Linked DNA regions of Homo sapiens: region 2 is linked to region 1. A link is an interaction called in ENCODE POLR2A ChIA-PET data of the cell type or tissue named here. Cell type or tissue: CD4-positive, alpha-beta T cell. All regions are shown on one strand. Links, peaks and the distances in the headings refer to the core of each region. The heading gives the core; the rest is flanking DNA. Region 1 overlaps HEATR5A (HEAT repeat containing 5A). Region 2 has its middle 22 kb from the start of HECTD1.

Region 1 (8,980 bases), core at 1,430-6,429:
CCATTTTAATGAAGGTATGTAATCTCAGATTTCATCTAAGAGATTAACCAACATGTACAAAAGGGTTTCCTCCAGTAGAGGTATTTTAAACCTGAAAGTTGTAGAATCTTTATTTTTGTCATTATTTAGCACAACCTTCATTAGGAAGTAGTTGTGCCTAGATTCAATAAACTGGGTCTGGCCAGGTGCAGTGGCTCATGCTTGTAATCCCAACACTTTAGGAGCCCAAGGCAAGAGGATTACTTGAGGCCAGGAGTTCAAGATCAGCCTGGGCAACATACTGAGACCCCATCTCTATATAAAATTTTAAAAATAAATAAATTAGGCCGGCACGGTAGCTCACACCTGTAATCCCAGCACTTTGGGAGGCCAAGGTGGGCGGATCATCTGAGTTCAGGAGTTCGAGACCAGCCTGACCAACATGGAGAAACCCCGTCTCTACTAAAAATAAAAAAAAAATTAGCCAGGCGTGGTGGCATATGCCTGTAAATCCCAGCTACTCGGAAGGCTGAGGCAGGAGAATTGCTTGAACCCGGGAGGCAGAGGTTGCAGTGAGCCAAGATCGCACCATCCAGCTTGGGGAACAAGAGCGAAACTCCATCTCAAAGAAAAGAAAATAAATAAATAAAATAACCTCAGCGCGGTGGCTCACGCCTATAATCCCAGCACTTTGGGAGGCTGAGGCGGGCAGATCACTTGAGGTCAGGAGTTCAAGACCAGCCTGGTCAACGTGGTGAAACCCCATCTCTACTAAAAATACAAAAACCAGCCAGGCATGGTGGTGCGCACCTGTAATCCCAGCTACTTGGGAAGCTGAGGCAGGAGAATTGCTTGAACCTGGGAGGCGGAGGTTGCAGTGAGCTGAGATGGCACCACTGCACTCCAGCCTGGGTGACAGGGTGAGACTTCTTCTCAAAAAAATAAAAATAAAATAAAATAGACTGAATCTACATCTCTGTGCTTTTGCTTAAGCCTGTTACCTCCTCATATTATTTCTTCAATAAAGATAAATAATGACTGACCAATATATATCTGGGAAGTCTGGGGCAATACCATAGAATCTATAATCAAACACATTAATGTTTGAATATTTATACTGTGTTGTGTATATAGATTTAAATGGCCTCACATAAGTTCATCAGTTTTCCACCAGATTAGTTTGCCAAAAACTTAGGTTTTTTCAGAGCTTTTTGGATTTTAGAGTTGTAGATAAAGGGATAGTGCATGTTATACACTGTGTTGCTTACTTTAACATTCTATAATCCATATTAAATCTATTTGTGTACACTTTTTATAGAGCTTTAGTGATACATTTGAATGAAAATATATTCAGTATTTCAGTTAAGAGATGGCTACCTGTAGCTGTATGTTAAGATGGATTATTAGGCCATACCAGGCTTAGTGAGAAAGAGTGCCGTGATATAATATTATGATTGTAAATGTGAGAAGTGGCATCATATTTACCAGATATTTGTTATCCCTAATGCATCTCATTGAAGATAGTATTTTTGACTCTTTCTACCCCAGTTTTCTGTGTGTAGTTACACAGACAGGCCTTCTTGATATCACAGTGCATTTCAAGTCCAGTATGCTCAAAGGTAAGTCTGCCTCTTCAGGAAGATATAAAAATTTTATAGCACCTTTTCAGCAGATAAAAGATTTTCCTGTTTTTAAATTAACCTTTAACAGGTCTACATAATTGCTGTGCAAAGACATAAAAACCACAGACAACCTTTGAAGACTACCACCTGTTTAGAAGACGGTATCAGAAATGGATCATGTTCATCAGATGGACTGCTTGACTTAGTCTATGCAGATCTTGGCACACTAAGCAGACTCTGGCTTGCTGCACTTCAGGATTTTGCTCTTTTAACTTTGCCTTCAGAATTTGCCTCCCAACTTCCTGCTGAAGGTAAGGAGATAAAATACTTAGATAATTCCTAGAGTGACAGTAACACATTTTCTTTTCTTTTTTTTTGTTTTTGACAGGGTCTTACTTTGTTTCCCAGGCTGGAGTGCCATGGTGCAATTTTGGCTCACTGCAACCTCTGCCTCCTGGGCTCAGGCGATCCTCCCACCTCAGCCTCCCAAGTAGCAAGGACTACAGGCACACACCACCACGCCTAGCTAATTTTTGTATCTTTTGTAGAGATGGGGTTTTGCCTTGTTGCCAGGCTGTTCTCAAACTTCTGTAATCCCAGCAGTTCGGGAAGCTGAGGCAGGCAGATCACTTGAGGTCCTGAGTTCGAGACCAGCATGGCCAACATGGTGAAACCCCATTTCTACTAAAAACACAAAAGTTAGCCAAGTGTTGTGGTGAGTGCCTGTAATCCCTGCAACTCGGGAGGCTGAGGCAGGAGGATTGCTTGAACCCGGGAGGCTGAAGTTGCAGTGAGCTGAGATCGTGCCACTGCACTCCAGCCTAGGTGACAAGAGTGAGACTCTGTCTCAAAAAAAAAAAAAAAGGACACACCCACCAGCAACTTGTTTTCATTTCTCCACACTGTATTATCATACTTAATAATTTTTGCCAATCTGATGGCTATGAAATATTTCATTGTTTTATTTTCTTATTTCCTTGATTAAGAATCTTTAAGTTGTTTCTTCCATAAATAATGTAGTCATAATCTTTGCCCATCTGCTATTTGGTATTTATTTTGTTGTAAGATACAATGAATCTTTCTGAGTTTCTCTTCAAAAGATTTAGCCTTTAACTTCCTTACCCTTTGTTCTCAAACTCAACTTTCTTGTTTCTCCTTGCCTCTACTTACTGTAAACAGCCTACCCTCTCCCTGTCAGTTTTAATTGATAACTCACATCTGTTCCTTTGGTTACCTGTACCCATTGTCCTCCCGAAACTGCACGTCCCACATGCTCCACCACTGGACCTCACGTCCCCCTCCCTTCCATATTTAGAAAAATATATACAAGTGGCCATTCGGGTCAGCTCAGATTGTGCAGTCCACAGCCCATGGGGGAAGAACACAGAGATACAGATCACATTAGGATATAAAAACCCCCTTGTCTCCTTTGTTTGGTGTGCACTTGCGATCTTGATTGATGCGAGTGACACCCTTTTGCAAAAGTAAATTGCCTTGCTGAGGAAATTAAAATTATATCCGAGTGCTGTTTCTTTTGCAGCATCAGAAATTCATTTATAACAATTGTTTTCTTCCTGATTGTTTAATCTTTTTTATATATATATATATACACAACACTATTCGTTTGTGGTTGCATGTCTTGTAAGTATTTTCTCTCAGTCTGTAACTTGTCCTTTTCTTTTACCTTTTTTAAACTAATATAAGCTGGGTGTGATGTAGTACACCTATAGTCCCAGCTACTCAGAAGGCTGATGTGGGAAGATCTCATGAGCCCAGGAGTTGGAGGCTGCAGGCAGCTATCATCGTGCCACTGTACTCCAGCCTGGGTGACAGAGCAAGTCCCTCTCTAAAAAAAAAAAATTAAAAGAATGTAATCAGTCAGTCATTTATGGTTTGTGTTTTTGTATGTTACCGCATACATTTTTAAACTTAAGATCATAAAGACATACAAGCTTTACAGTTTTGCCTTTTACATTTTGAACTTTGGTAAAACTGGAATTTATTTTGTGTGTGTGGAAATAGGGATAGGGTTCTTATTTTTAATCAGTTACTAGTACTGCATTTTATGGGTTGGTTACTTTGTAGCCGCTCTTAATCTTCTTCATGTTATTCCAAAATGTCTTAGCTATCATTGTATTTTTACTTTTTGATATGAATTTTAGGATGAGCCTGTAAAGTTCTACTAGTTTTGTGTGTGTGTATTTGGTTGGTTGGTTGGTTGGTTGGTTGGTTGGTTGGTTGGTTGGTTGGTTGGTTGGTTTTTAGAGACAGGGTGTTGCTGGGTTGCCCAGGCTGGAGTACAATGACTGTTCACAGGAGCAATCATAGTGCACTACAGCTGGGCTCAAGTGATCCTGCCACCTCACCCTCCTAAGCATCTGGGACTATGGTGTACACTATGGTGGCCAGCCTAGTTCTATTAGAATTTTCATTGGAATTATACACAAAAAGATATATGGAGTGTTTGTTGTACTTTTCAGTAGCATAAAAATGGAAACAACATGAAAATAAACTGATTTATTTACACAACAGAAAAATGAATGACAGACATATAGCAACTGTAAGTAAATCTTAAAAACATAATGTTAAGTGGAAAAAAAATTATTTATTTATTTACTTATTTATTTATTTATTTATTTGAGGTGGAGTCTTGCTCTGTGGCCCATTCTGGAGGGCAGTGGCTTGATCTCGGCTCACTGCAACCTCCACCTCCTGGGTTCAAGCAATTCTCCTGCCTCAGCCTCCCAAGTAGCTAGGACTACAGGCGTGCACTACCACGCCCAGCTAATTTTTGTATTTTTAGTAGAGACAGGGTTTCTCCATGTTAGCCAGGCTGGTCTCGAGTTCCTGACCTCAGGTGATCTGCCTGCCTCAGCCTCCCACAGTGCTGGGATTACAGGCATGAGCCACTGTGCCTGGCCAAAAAAAATAAAGGATGCATGTAAGCCAGGCACAGTGGTGCATGCTGGTAGTCTCAGCTACTCAGGAGGCTGAGGTGGGAGGGTCACTTGAGCTCAGGAGTTCAGGGCCAACCTGGACAACATAGTGAAACCCCATCTACACAAAGAAAAAAAAGGATACATACAGTATGATGCCTTTTAAGTAAACGTTTAAACACAAAAAAAAATAGCGTATGTTATTAATGAATACATACATTATTGTGAAAGTATAAGACCATATCTAGGAGTCATTCTTACTGGCTTCAGGAAAGTAGTCATGGAAGGAGGGGCAAGAATTAGTGGTATTAACAGTTTTAGGTTTTTTAAGCAAAAAAATGGCCAGGCGCGGTGGCTCACACCTGTAATCCCAGCACTTTGGGAGGCTGAAGTGGGCAGATTGCCTGAGCCCAGAAGTTCAAGACCAACCTGGGCAACATGGTGAAACCCCATCTCTACTAAAATACAAAAAATTAGCTGGGCGTGGTGGTGCACACCTGTGGTCCCAGCTACTCAGGAGGCTGAGGCGGGAGAATCGCTTGAACCCAGAAGTCAGAGGTTGGCAGTGAGCCGACATCACGCCACTGCAGTGAGACTGTCTGAAAAAAAAAAGAAAAAAATTAAGAGAGATTTAAGAAAATCAGGGAAAATGTTAATGTTCATCTTGGAAGTCGGTAAATGGGTATTGGTATTTATTTTAATCACACATATACACATATTTTGTTTTAAAATGTTTATGATTAAATTATAAAAAGTTACTAATTAGGCTGAAAACTTTTTATGAAGTTAAAAGTAGATCAGCCCTATGACCTATCAGTTGTACTCCCAGTAAAAATAAGAACATTGATAACAAAATACTGATAACACAGCAGCATGAATGAATCTCTAAAAATGTTGTTAGGTTATTTTGTTAACAATATATTAGTCACAAATAAGTACATATGTATATGTGATTCTATTTATATGAAGTTCAAGAATAGGCAGAACTAATCTGTGCTGATAAAAACTAGAAAGTAGTTGCCTTAGGGTATAGGGAACTGACTGAAAAAGGGTACAAGGGAACTTTCGGAGTGATGGAAATGGTCTATATCTTGTAACAGAAAAAAGAGAAAATATATTGGAAGTTAATCTCTTATTTTTCCTGAAACTGTTTGCTTTAGGTGGTGCTTTCTACACAGCAGAGACTAGTGAAAATGCAAAATTGCATTATTACAACTCCTGGGCACTTATCCTCCATGCTACAGCATTGTGGCTTACAAGCACGGGTTTTGTTGTTGCTGACCCAGATGAAGGAGCATCTAATCTCTCCAGGCCTGTAACACCAACTTCCATGTGTCAGGGTTCATCATCTGGGGCTACCATAAAGTCCCCTGAGGATGTCTACACTGATAGATTCCATCTTATTTTAGGTCAGTTAAACCACTTTTACAAGTTTACAACCTTAGGGGTTTTTTGTTTTTTTTTTTTTGAGATGGAGTTTTGCTCTTTCACCCAGGCTGGAGTACAGTGGCACGATTTCAACTCAAGCTCACAATTATTGTCAACTGAAAATAAAAATATAAATAAATTACTTAAGCTCTCTGCTCATTTATGTCAGAATTAGTGTCAATAATAGTGCCTACTTTGTCAACTATTACGAGAATTTAATAAAAAGATGTATGTCAAAGCACAGTGATACTTGGTAATCACCCAGTAAATTTTAGCCAAAGTAAAGTTATGAAACTCCATATGTTTTCCGGTGCAATTTTATTGTAATTTTTGCAGCTTTGAACTGTTTCATAGCAACTAAGCAACTAGTGCACAAGCCTAGTTTAGATTTTTTTTTTTTTTTTTTTTAGACAGAGTTTTGCTCTTGTTGCCCAGGCTGGAGTGCAATGGAGCGATCTCGGCTCACCGCAACCTCTGCCTCCTGGGTTCAAACAATTCACCTGCCTCAGCCTCCTGAGTAGCTAGGATTACAGGCATGCGCCACCATGCCCAGCTAATTTTGTATTTTTAGTCGAGACGGGGTTTCTCCATGTTGGTCAGGCTGGTCTCAAACTCCTGACCTCAGATGATCCGCCCACCTTGGCCTCCCAAAGTGCTGGGATTACAGGTGTGAGCCACCATGCCCGGCATAGATTATTTTTTTTGTACATGTAGATAGAAACAGACTATTAAGTGACTTGTCATTTAATTGTTTAGTCTTAAATTCATTGTGATTTATTTGTATTACCTTTTTACTGTTTGTTTATATATCTTACCAAAATATAAGATTAATTACTTAATTTCATAAACTAATAATTTGAAAGAAGCCTCCTCCTCTTTTTTTGCTTTCCACAGGAATCAGCGTGGAATTTCTATGTTCCTTACGTTCAGATGCAACCATGGAAAGCATAACTGCTTGTTTACATGCATTGCAAGCACTTCTAGATGTACCTTGGCCCAGATCAAAAATTGGCAGTGATCAGGTGATTTATCTGGGGTTTTTTTTGTAAGGCTTCTGTAGTCTTTAAGGAAGAGAAACATGTTCAGGTTTCTATAGTTAACAGAAAGTAAACACACAGAAATTTTTTTTCTAAACCATACAGCCTCACAGCTAGGCCTTGGAACCAGAATGCCATAAGCATATGTGTTGACCCAAAAACAATCATGCCTCTTACTCTGCCGCTTTTCTGTCTCTGCTTCTTTCTGCAATGATGGGAGGGTTCTATATTGCATTGTCCAGGACAGTAGCCACTAATTACATGTGGCATTTATTCTTTGTCTCTTTTTGCTTCTGCATACCCTGCTTTTTGTGTATATACCTGTATCTTATATTCCATTCCCCAAGAGAGAATCTAATGGGTTCATGTAGTTACAGTCCATTACAAAGTATTCCTGTTGGCTAAGTTCTCCCCCCAGGTCTTTTTAAGAGATTGCTGGCTAGCCTACAGGTGGAGTCAGGTACTAATATCTGACTTGGGTGTGGCCATGGGAAAAGGGTTCCTGTACAAAGTATGGTACTTCTCTTTGAGTGCTTTTCTCAAGGGCAAGTATGCATTGGGCAGATACTTTTGATATCAAGTTTTATCAAGTAGATTACTTTTGTTATTGACTCTTGGATGTTAAGATAAGTGAGTAGTATAATTTCCTCTGCAAAGACTGTCTATTATTTAAGTGTTTAATACTAACTTTTATTAGGTTTAAAGCATTAATCAGATTGAGACAGGGTTTCACCATGTTGGCCAGGCTTGATCTCGAACTCCTGGCCTCAAGTAATCCACTCACCTCAGCCTCCCAAAGTGCTGGGATTGCAGGCATGAGCCACTGTGCCCGGCCTCTGGAGTTGATTTAAAATGGAGCGTTACTTAACTTTATTGCACTAAAGCAATTTGTTACATTCTGTTTTTCTGAATTTTGTCATGGCATTTAGCATTGGTATTTTTTACAAAAGAAATGTATAATTTCTAATACAGTGTCCTGTACATGATTTCCATGATAGGACTTGGGTATAGAATTGCTGAATGTTCTACATCGAGTAATTTTAACCAGAGAATCACCTTCCATTCAGTTGGCTTCACTTGAAGTGGTAAGGCAGATTATCTGTGCTGCTCAAGAACATGTGAAGGAAAAAAGACGAAGTGCAGAAGGTAAATGTTAACCTTTAATGCCGAGTTGATCAAATAGCATCATTCTTTTGTAAAGTATTATTTAATGTATCTATATAGTTTTGATAATCTTTTGTGTGTGGTACAAATAAAACATGTCTAGGCATGGCCTTATTTTACTTTTTGTGCTCTACACATTGAGAGAAACTTCCCTAGTAATGAACTATAGAAATGATCCCTGAAAGTAGAGTCTTTAGGCATGGCTTTATTTATTTATTTATTTATTTAGTGAGACAAGGTCTCACTCCAGTTGCCCAAGCTGGAGTGCATTGGCACGATCTCGCCTCACTGCAGCCTCAACCTCCCAGGCTCAGGTGATTCTCCCACCTTAGCCTCCTGAGTAGCTAGGGCATCAGGCACATGCCACCATGCCTGGCTAATTTTTTCGTATTTTTTATTAGAGACGGGATGTGGCCATGTTGCCCAGCCTGGTCTCTCGAACTCCTGGACTCAGGCAATCCACCCACCTCAGCCTCCCAGAGTGCTGGGATTACAGGCATGAGCCATCATGCCTAGCCTGGCATGGTTTTAAATCTTCTCATTCACCTCTACATGTTAGTTTAGATATTGTCAGTAGTTAAATTACTATTCTCTGGGTGAAATGAGAATTTTAACAAAACCTGGAAGAAATAAATCCCTTACGCTACTAGAATACTTGCTTTAGCTGTGTTTACCAACGTGCATGGAAAGAACTTATGTTTGCAGATTGCTCATTTACAAGTCTAATATGGTATTGGAGAGTTTACCACTTAAGATTATAGTTGGCTACATATTATAGAAAACCCAATATAACAGTGGATTTAAACCCCAAAGA
Region 2 (8,980 bases), core at 1,631-6,630, 81 kb after region 1:
AGGAGTGAGCCACTGTGCCCTGCCAGCAATACTATTTTAGTAACGATTGTTTTCATTGAGCAATTGATTTCACCTAGAGGGAATTCCTTCACTCTTCCAGACAGCAGGCTAGCATCAATCAGGGTCTCAGGTTCATTTTTCAGAAGGGTGGTTTTGCTTAGCAATCTCCCAAGTGATATTAATCGAGGGTGAATTTGAATAAGGGCAGTATCTCCCAGACTACTTGGGCTATATCTTTCGTGACTCCACTTGGCTTTCTATTTCTACCTTTTTATTGTTTCTCCAATCCTCATCTTTCAGCTTTTCTTTTCAACCAATCATTTCCCCCTACTTTTATTCTTTATGAACAGCTCTAGGCTTGGTGAGATTGCTGCTTCAAAGATAATTATTGTAAAGTCTGTGCTATGCAGGCCAATAGTTGCACGCAAAACAATTTTGAGTATGAAGGTCACAGACAAGGGCACTACTCAAAACTGAGAAGAAAACAGTCTACACTTGGCACAAACCATAACCGAACCCCAGTGTGCTGAAGGCATTTTGCCTTCACCTGCACCCGTTACATATCTAATTTTTGCTTTTAGTCAATAATCAGTGAAAATTTACTGCTAGTTTAATACAGATAATTGAGGTGGTCCCTAGACCCCACTTTAAGTGTGACTTCTTCCTCAAGTATTACCATTTTAAAGTAGTAGTGAAGTAAAGAACTTGGTCTTTCTATTGTCTTCCAGCAATACACATCACAGTGGGTCCCATACACAGGATCAGTAAGTGGATGTCTGCCCCACACTTCAAAGCTACCTAAATATAAACACACTAAAGAATACAGGAATATTTGCTGTATCATTTCTCTTAGGTTGCTGTTCCTGCTTTACCATAATGCTTCCCAAGTTTAGGATACTGAGGAGTTATCTGGGCTTCTTATTAAACTGCAGATTCCTGGACCTCACATCCAGAGGATCTGATTCAGTAGATCTCAAGTGGGGTCCAGGAATCTCTGAGTTTTGGAAACATCAGAACTGATTCTGATGCAGGTGGTCAGAAACCCTAGTGAGGTGGTTTTACTAGTACTTGGAAGCCGACCATCCTTATTGGTTCTCTTATTGGCCAATTATTTTTAAACTGTTTTAGTTTCTCCATTTTCAAAACTAAACAAATAAATCTGGTCAATCTGGTCAGACACCCTAGTGAGGTGGTTTTACTAGTACTTGGAAGCCGACCATCCTTATTGGTTCTATTATTGGCCAATTATTTTTAAACTGTTTTAGTTTCTCCATTTTCAAAACTAAACAAATAAATCTGGTCAATCTGATTCTTTGGGGTTAGGTAAAGATGAAAATGATTATGTTGACATTTGTTCCAGAGACAGACATCAATATGCTCAGTAAAGAGAATTGCCCATTTTTATTTTTATTATATATATATATATATATATATATATTTTTTTTTTTTTTTTTTTGAGACAGAATCTCATTCTGTCGCCCAGGCTGGAGTGCAGTGGCACAATCTCAGCTCACTGCAACCTCCGCCTACCCAGTTCAAGCGATTCTCTTGTCTCTGCCTCCAGAGTAGCTGGTATTACAGATGCATGCCACCAGGCCCGGCTAATTTTTGTATTTTTAGTAGAGATGGGGTTTCATCATATTAGTCAGGCTGGTCTCGAACTCCTGACCTCAGGTGATCCACCCGCCTTGGCCTCCCAAAGTGCTGGGATTATAGGCATGATCCACCACACCCGGCCAATTGCCCATTTTTAAATGAACGAGTGATTAAAACAACAATAACACACAAACAACAAACCAAAAACCAAATAACTGGGGAGAAGGAGGGAGGACTATGAAGTGGGAGGGTAACCCTTACATAGGTAAACCAGAGTCATCCCTCTTCAGGGTAAAGATTCTCTTGCCTAACCCCTAATACCATCATGCTGCAGAAAGCCATCAGAGTATAACTCCTCACTAAGCAAATGTTTCTCTGGTCTGTGGGCCAGCCCTGCCCAGTTGGGTGTGTCAAGCCTGATAATTTCTGGAGTAGAAACATAAGCTGAACATCAGAAACTAGCCTTGATAACACCGCAACTCACCTTAATTATTAAATTTTCCCAGAAAGGGCCAGGTGTAGTGGCCCCTGGCCACTTTGGGAGGCCGAGGTGGGAGGACTGCTTGAGCCCAGGATCTCAAGACCAGCCTGGGCGACATAGCAAGACTCCATTTCTACAAAAAAATAAAAAAATTATCCAGGCATAGTGGTTCATGCCTATAGTCCCAGCTACTTACGAGGCTGAGGTAGGAGGATCGCTTGTACCTGGGAGGCTGCTGTGAGACATGATCGCACCACTGCACTCCAGCCTGGGTGACAAAGTGAGACCTTGTCTCAAAATTAAAATGTTTTTTTTCCTAGGAAGAATCTATCCTTAGAAAAAATTTAAAACATGAAAAAATGCAATAAACAAAATATTTAGGCTAGTGATTATTCCTGTGAGGGAAGAGAGCTGGCTGCAACCAAAGAGAAGCACAGAGGGGACTTCTAAATTACAAGCAATATGTTATATTTCAAGTTGGAAGTGGGTACTCAGCTGTTCATTTTATTTACCTATTTCTTATTTTTTCTTCTTGTTATTATTATTATTTTTTTGAGACAGTCTTGCTCTGTCACCCAAGAGTGCAGTACAGTCACTGCTGGAGTGCAGTGGCATTGATCACAGCTCACTGCAGCCTCAAATTCCCAGGCTCAAGTAATACTCCTACGTCAGCCTCCTGAGTAGCTGGGACTACAGGCGCATGCCACCATGCTCAGCTAATTTTTAAAATTTTTTGTAGAGATGAGGTCTCACTATTTTGCCCAGGCTGGTCTTGGAACTCCTGGGCTCCAGCAATCCTGTCTCAGCCTCCCAAAGTGCTGGGATTACAGGCATTAGCCACTGCACCTGGACCATTTTATTATTTTTCTTTCTTTCTTCTTTCTTTCTTTTTTTTTTTTTTTTTTTTTTTTTTGAGATGGAGACTCACTCCGTTGCCCAGGCTGGAGTGCAGTGGTGCAATCTCAGCTCACTGCAACCTCCGCCTCCCAGGTTCAAGCCATTGTCGTGCTTCAGCCTTCCGAGTAGCTGGGACTACAAGTGTGTGCCACAATGCCTGGCTAATTTTTGTATTTATAGTAGAGATGAGGTTTCACCATTTTATTATTTTTCTTTAAGCTTTTCTTATATGCTTTATGCAAGCTTTATACTTAATATAAATCACCTTAAATTAAAACAATTTTTCGTAAGAAAAGCTGTATTTCAAGTTATGTTTATGTCAGTGTTATTTATAATAAAAACATAAAATGGAAATAGCCTATTTGTTGGAATAAAGTGAATGTTAGTTCAACCATATGGTGAATGGAATATTATTCAGTTATTTAAAATATTGTTAGGTAGCACCCTATAGAAAGAAATAATCTTACAAGTTACCAAAAATGATCACATGACAAAAATAACCATGTGATTACAACCATGAAAAACAGTTCAGATAATAAGAATGTATGCTACTGTGATATAGTTGGGTTTTAGCAAAAGGGATTATGAGTGTTTTTCTCCTTGCTTTGTTTTTCTAATTTCCTATAGTCTGTTTATGTTGTTTTTAATAATTAAAATTTTTGGGCCAGACACGGTTGCTCACGCCTGTATTCCCAGAACTTTGGGAGGTCAAGGTGGGTAGATCACTTGAGGTCAGGAGTTCGAGACCAGCCTGCCAACATGGTGAAACCCCGTCTCTACTAAAAATAAAAAAAATTAGCTGGGCGTGGTGGTGCACACCTGTAATCCCAGCTACTCAGAAGGCTGAGACAGGAGAATCACTTGAACCTGGGAGGTGGAGGTGGCAGTGAGCCGAGATAGTGCCACTGCACTCCAGCCTGGGCGACAGATCGAGGCTCTGTCTTAAAAAAATAATAATTACAACTTTTATTACGAAAAGAAAAAAAAGATTTCCCCAGAAACATGTTTTGATTTCACTATAAATTTAAATGGCCAGAAATCGTACCAGTTTATAAAGTTTTGTATAGGAGGGGAAGTTTTCACAGAGAACGTCCTTTTCTTGGATGTTTCTCAGTAACCTCTCAGCCTCTGCACCTCAGAGAACAAAGGTCTTTTGCTAAGATTCAAATTGTTTGCCAAAAAATTGAGTTTCCCCTCCTTTTGGTTCTTGCCATTGGCCAGCGTGCTTTTCTATCACCAGAGACCTCCAGTATCTCGCTCACACACATCTCACAGCAAGGAGCTGACTAATCCTAAGGCTGGCGGCTTGTTAGGCAACCTTTCACACAGTGCCTATTGCTACCCCATTGCACAATATATTTGACTGGGAATGATAAACCCGTGGTTTACATTTGACTCCAGTCACCTTGTTAGTGCCAGCAGCTTACGTGTGTAAATATCACCCACTGCCTTTAGAAAGACGTTGACAGTTGACATTGTGTTCCTGGCTCCGTAGTGTTGTGTAACACTGGGGAGGAGCAGAGGGGTGGGGAGAAAGAGCCTATAAGGAAGCATCAATCAGAAGCAAATGAGGATATGAACTTATAATCACTTCCAGCTTTATTTATGAAAGAAATGAAAAGCTGGACACTTATGGGTTGTAGCTTCAAATAAACTTAATATTAGAATTAAAGAACTAGAAGAAACAAATTAATCAACATTCAATATATTTCTATTAATCCATTGGTAATATATAAGTAAATCTTTGACAGAGGCACCACACTTTTTTCAGTGACTAAAATAGTTCAAATGGAGAACAGCCATTGCTGTATTATTACAAATTCTGTTGTAATTTCATGAATGTGACAATATAGAATGTATATGATAGAAGAAATCACTATGCAAAGAAGGTTCTGTGCTTAGTTTTTTGAGACTACAAGTCATTTCTTTACACACACACACACACACACACACACACACAAACCCTGTAGCTATGCCCAGGTTAGGGGGAAAGAGGAAGTGGGGAACCCTAAAAGAGAAGAGAATAAAGATTTCAATTATCATTTGTTCTAGGAATGAATACTATCTTACTCAGAGCTTTAAGTCTGTGAGAATATTCAGCCCATATAGTGCAGTACATTTACTGAGGTTAGATTAGTTATTTTTAGTGTCTTCCATGTCCCCTCTGTACACAGTGTGATACTAACAGTAACATAAAAGCCACCTGCAAATTTTGTTTGCTAATAAGATTCCAGACCATTAATGAAAGGACATAGGTTGATTTTGCTAAACAAAACAAAAACTCCAAGAATATCAAAAGCTTGTTTTGAGTGTGAAAGAAGAATAAAACAGATTTCATTTTTATTTGGTTACAAAGAATGTGTTTTTAAAAAGCTGGAAGAGAGTAAGGCAAAGGCTAACCACCCCTTGATAAAGTAGGATATCATAAGGAAAATTATGCAATGGTTAGTGAGATTGCAGAACACTCAATATAGCTAACTTTCCTCAAGATTGAGAAGGACAAAGTAAGTTCCTTAGAATGAGTATCTTTGTATAGTAAGTTTGAATCATACCAGTACATATTAACCAGGTCATTTACTACTTTGACTCACTCTTTTCATTAATATTCAGGAATTACTGTGGTCAAAACTTTATTAACCAACAAAACCTGAGTGTGGAAGGTGTTTCCAACTTGGACAGGAGCAAAAGGCCAAAACTCACCTATAATGAATCACCAACAACTACTTTAGTGTTCTAAGTGTAACTGATAGCCCTGCTAATATTCAATCCTTAAATGTTTATGATGAAGAATTTCACCTTTGGCACCTAGGTATACAGAAATCTTTTTCAACCTCATTTTACCAGGTGGTTGTTTTTTTTTAATGGGACCAGGGAAAATGGGTAAAATAGACTGTATAGATCATTGAGTTACATACTATTTATTGATTGATTGATTGAGAGGGAGTCTCGCTCTGTCACCCAGGCTGGAGTGCAGTGGCACCATCTCGGCTCACTACAACCTCTGCCTCCCAGGTTCAAGTGATTCTCCTGCCTTAGCCTCCCGAGTAGCTGGGACTACAGGCGTGCGCTACCACACCCATCTAATTTTTGTATTTTTAGCAGAGATGGGGATTCACCATGTTGGCCAGGCTGGTCTTGAACTCCTGAACTCAAGTGATCCGCCCACCTTGGCCTCCCAAAGTGCTGGGATTACAGGTGTGAGCCACTGTGCCTGGCTGAGTTACATACTTTAAATGATGGTGGTCCTGTCTCTTAAAAATGTATATCCAGGGCTGGGTGTGGTGGCTTACACCTGTAATCCCAGCACTTTGGGAGGCCGAGGTGGGCAGACTAAATAAATGGGAACACATTCTATGTTTATAAATTAGAAAATCTGATATTATTAAAACCTTAATACTTTTGAAATTGATCTATAAACTGAATGCAAGCCCTATAAAAATCAGCTGTCTTGTTTTATAACTAACATGCTAATCTTAAAATTTATTTTATTTTTATTTTATTTTATTTATTTATTTATTTATTTTGATACCGTGTCTCACTCTGTTGCCCAGGCTGGAGTGCAGTGGCGCCATCTCGGCTCACTGCAAGCTCCGCCTCCCAGGTTCACACCATTCTCCTGCCTCAGCCTCCCCAGTAGCTGGGACTACAGGCACCCGCCACCACGCCTGGCTAATTTTTTTTTTTTTTTTTTGTATTTTTAGAAGAGATGGGGTTTCACCGTGTTTGTCAGGATAGTCTCGATCTCCTGACCTCATGATCCGCCCGCCTCGGCCTCCCAAAGTGCTGGGATTACAGGTGTGAGCCACTGCGCCTGGCCTATTTATTTATTTTTTAAGACAGAGTCTTGCTGTGTCACCCAGGCTGGAATGCACTGGCGCAATCTCAGTTCACTACAACCTCTGCCTCCTGGGTTCAAGCAATTCTCCTGCCTCAGCCTCCCAAAGTGCTGGGATTACAGGCGTGAACCACTGCGCCCGGCCTAATCTTAAAATTTATATAGAAACGTAAGAAACCCAGAATGGCCACAGTAATTTTTATTTTATTTTATTTTTTGAGATGCAGTTTTGCTCTTGTTGCCCAGGTTGGAGTGCAATGGTGTGAACTCGGCTCACTGCAACTTCCATCTCCCGGGTTCAAGTGATTCTCCTGCCTCAGCCTCCCGAGTAGCTGGGATTACAGGTGCCTGCTACCATGCCTGGCTAATTTTTGTATTTTTGGCAGAGTCGGGTTTTCACCATGTCGACCAGGCTGGTCTCAAACTCCTGACCTCAGGTGATCCACACTCCTCAGCCTCTCAAATTGCTGGGATTACAGGCATGAGCCACCACGCCTGGCCATATTTTTTTTTTTTTTGAGATGGAGTCTTGCTCTGTTGCCCAGGTTGGAGTGCAGTGGCTCACTGCAACCTCTGCCTCCCAGGTTCAAGCAATTCTCCTGACTCAGCCTCCTGAATAGCTGGGATTACAGGCACCTGCCACCACACCCGGCTAATTTTTTGTATTTTTAGTCGAGCCGGGGTTTCACCATGTTGGCCAGGGTGGTCTCGAACTCCTGACCTCGTGATCTGCCTGCCTCAGCCTCCCAAAGTGCTGGGATTACAGGCATGAACCACCACGCCCAGCCCATGATAATTTTTAAAAGGAGAAAAAAAGAAAAAATGTTGGAGGATTCACACTGCCTGATTTCAAAACACACTACAAAGCCACAGTAATCAAGTCATGGAGCTACTGGCATATGGATGGAAATACAGATCAATGAAACCAAATTGAGAATCCTGATAAACCTTTACATTTATGGGCACCTGAGTTTCAACAAGAGCGCCATGGAAATTCATGAGGTAAGAAGAGTCATTTCAACAAATGGTGCTGAAATGATCAGGTATCCATTTATTCATTTCTTTAATCCAAAAAAGGATAATAAAGTTGGATTCCTGCCTTACAACATAAACAAAAATTAATTCAAAATGGATCCTAAGCCTAAATGTACAATCTAAAATGATAAAACTCAGAAGAAAACACAGATGTATTTTTTGAGATGGAGTCTCACTCTGTCACCCAGGCTGGAGTGCGGTGGCATGATCTCGGCTCACTGCAACCTCCGGCTCCTGGGTTCAAGCGATTTTTCTGCCTCAGCTTCCCGAGTAGCTGGGATTACAGGCACGTGCCACCATGCCTGGCCAATTTTTCTATTTTTAGTAGAGATGGGGTTTGGCCATGTTGACCAGGCTGGTCGCGAACTCCTGGCCTCAGGTGATCCACCCGCCTCAGACTTCCGAAGTGCTAGGATTACAGGTGTGAGCCACCACACTCGGCAGAAAACACAGATGTAAATTTCCATGCTCTTGGATGAGGCAGTGGTTCCTTACATGCCAAAAGCACATGTGACAAAATAAAAAATAAAACTTCAATAAAACTTCAATTTAATAAAAAATTAAAATTCAAAGTTAAAAACTTTTGTGCTTCAAAGGACACTATGAAGAAATTAAAAGGGCGGCCAGGTGCAGTGGCTCACGCCTGTAATCCCAGCACTTTGGGAGGCTAAGGTGGGTGGATCACCTGAGGTTGGGAGTTCAAGACCAGCCTGAACAACATGGAGAAACCTGGTCTCTACTAAAAATACAAAATTAGCTGGGTGTGGTGGTGCATGCCTGTAATCCCAGCTACCCGGGAGGCTGAGGCAGGAGAATTGCTTGAACCTGGGAGGCTGAGGTTGCAGTGAGCTGAGATCACGCCATTTCACTCCAGCCTGGGCAACAAGAGTGAAACTCCGTCTCAGAAAAAAAAAAAAAAAAGGAGAAAATCCATTTTTTCATTTGCAAATTGTTTATCTCACAAGAGACATGTATCCAGGATACAATATATAAAGAATAGTTACAACTCAACAATGGAAAGACAAATATTAGGGGAGCATAGTGGCGCATGCCTATAGTTCCAGCTACTCAGGAGGCTGAGGTGGGAAGATTGCTTGGCCCAGGAGTTTGAGGCTGCAGTGAGCTATGATTGTATC

Evidence for each region. Peaks named below come from ENCODE experiments on the same cell type or tissue, not always from the same donor. Only the 100,000 strongest peaks of a DNase experiment are listed, where the experiment ranks them.
Region 2: POLR2A ChIA-PET joins it to region 1 with 13 read pairs; 6 of 35 experiments call an interaction of 5 or more read pairs at or near these places.

The regions. Positions count from the first base shown.
Region 1 is chr14:31,305,900-31,314,879 of GRCh38, reverse strand. HEATR5A (HEAT repeat containing 5A) reads left to right here. Exons shown (of 36, transcript NM_015473.4): 28 at 1,690-1,912; 29 at 5,698-5,946; 30 at 6,860-6,987; 31 at 8,001-8,148. It also overlaps the pseudogene LOC124903438. Among named protein-coding and RNA genes, the nearest start is that of HECTD1, 100 kb to the right of the region's middle. In CD4-positive, alpha-beta T cell, for the core only: no CTCF peak of the experiment used is centred there; no DNase peak of the experiment used is centred there.
Region 2 is chr14:31,225,247-31,234,226 of GRCh38, reverse strand. No RefSeq gene overlaps it. Among named protein-coding and RNA genes, the nearest start is that of HECTD1, 22 kb to the right of the region's middle. In CD4-positive, alpha-beta T cell, for the core only: no CTCF peak of the experiment used is centred there; a DNase peak (open chromatin) is centred at 4,346.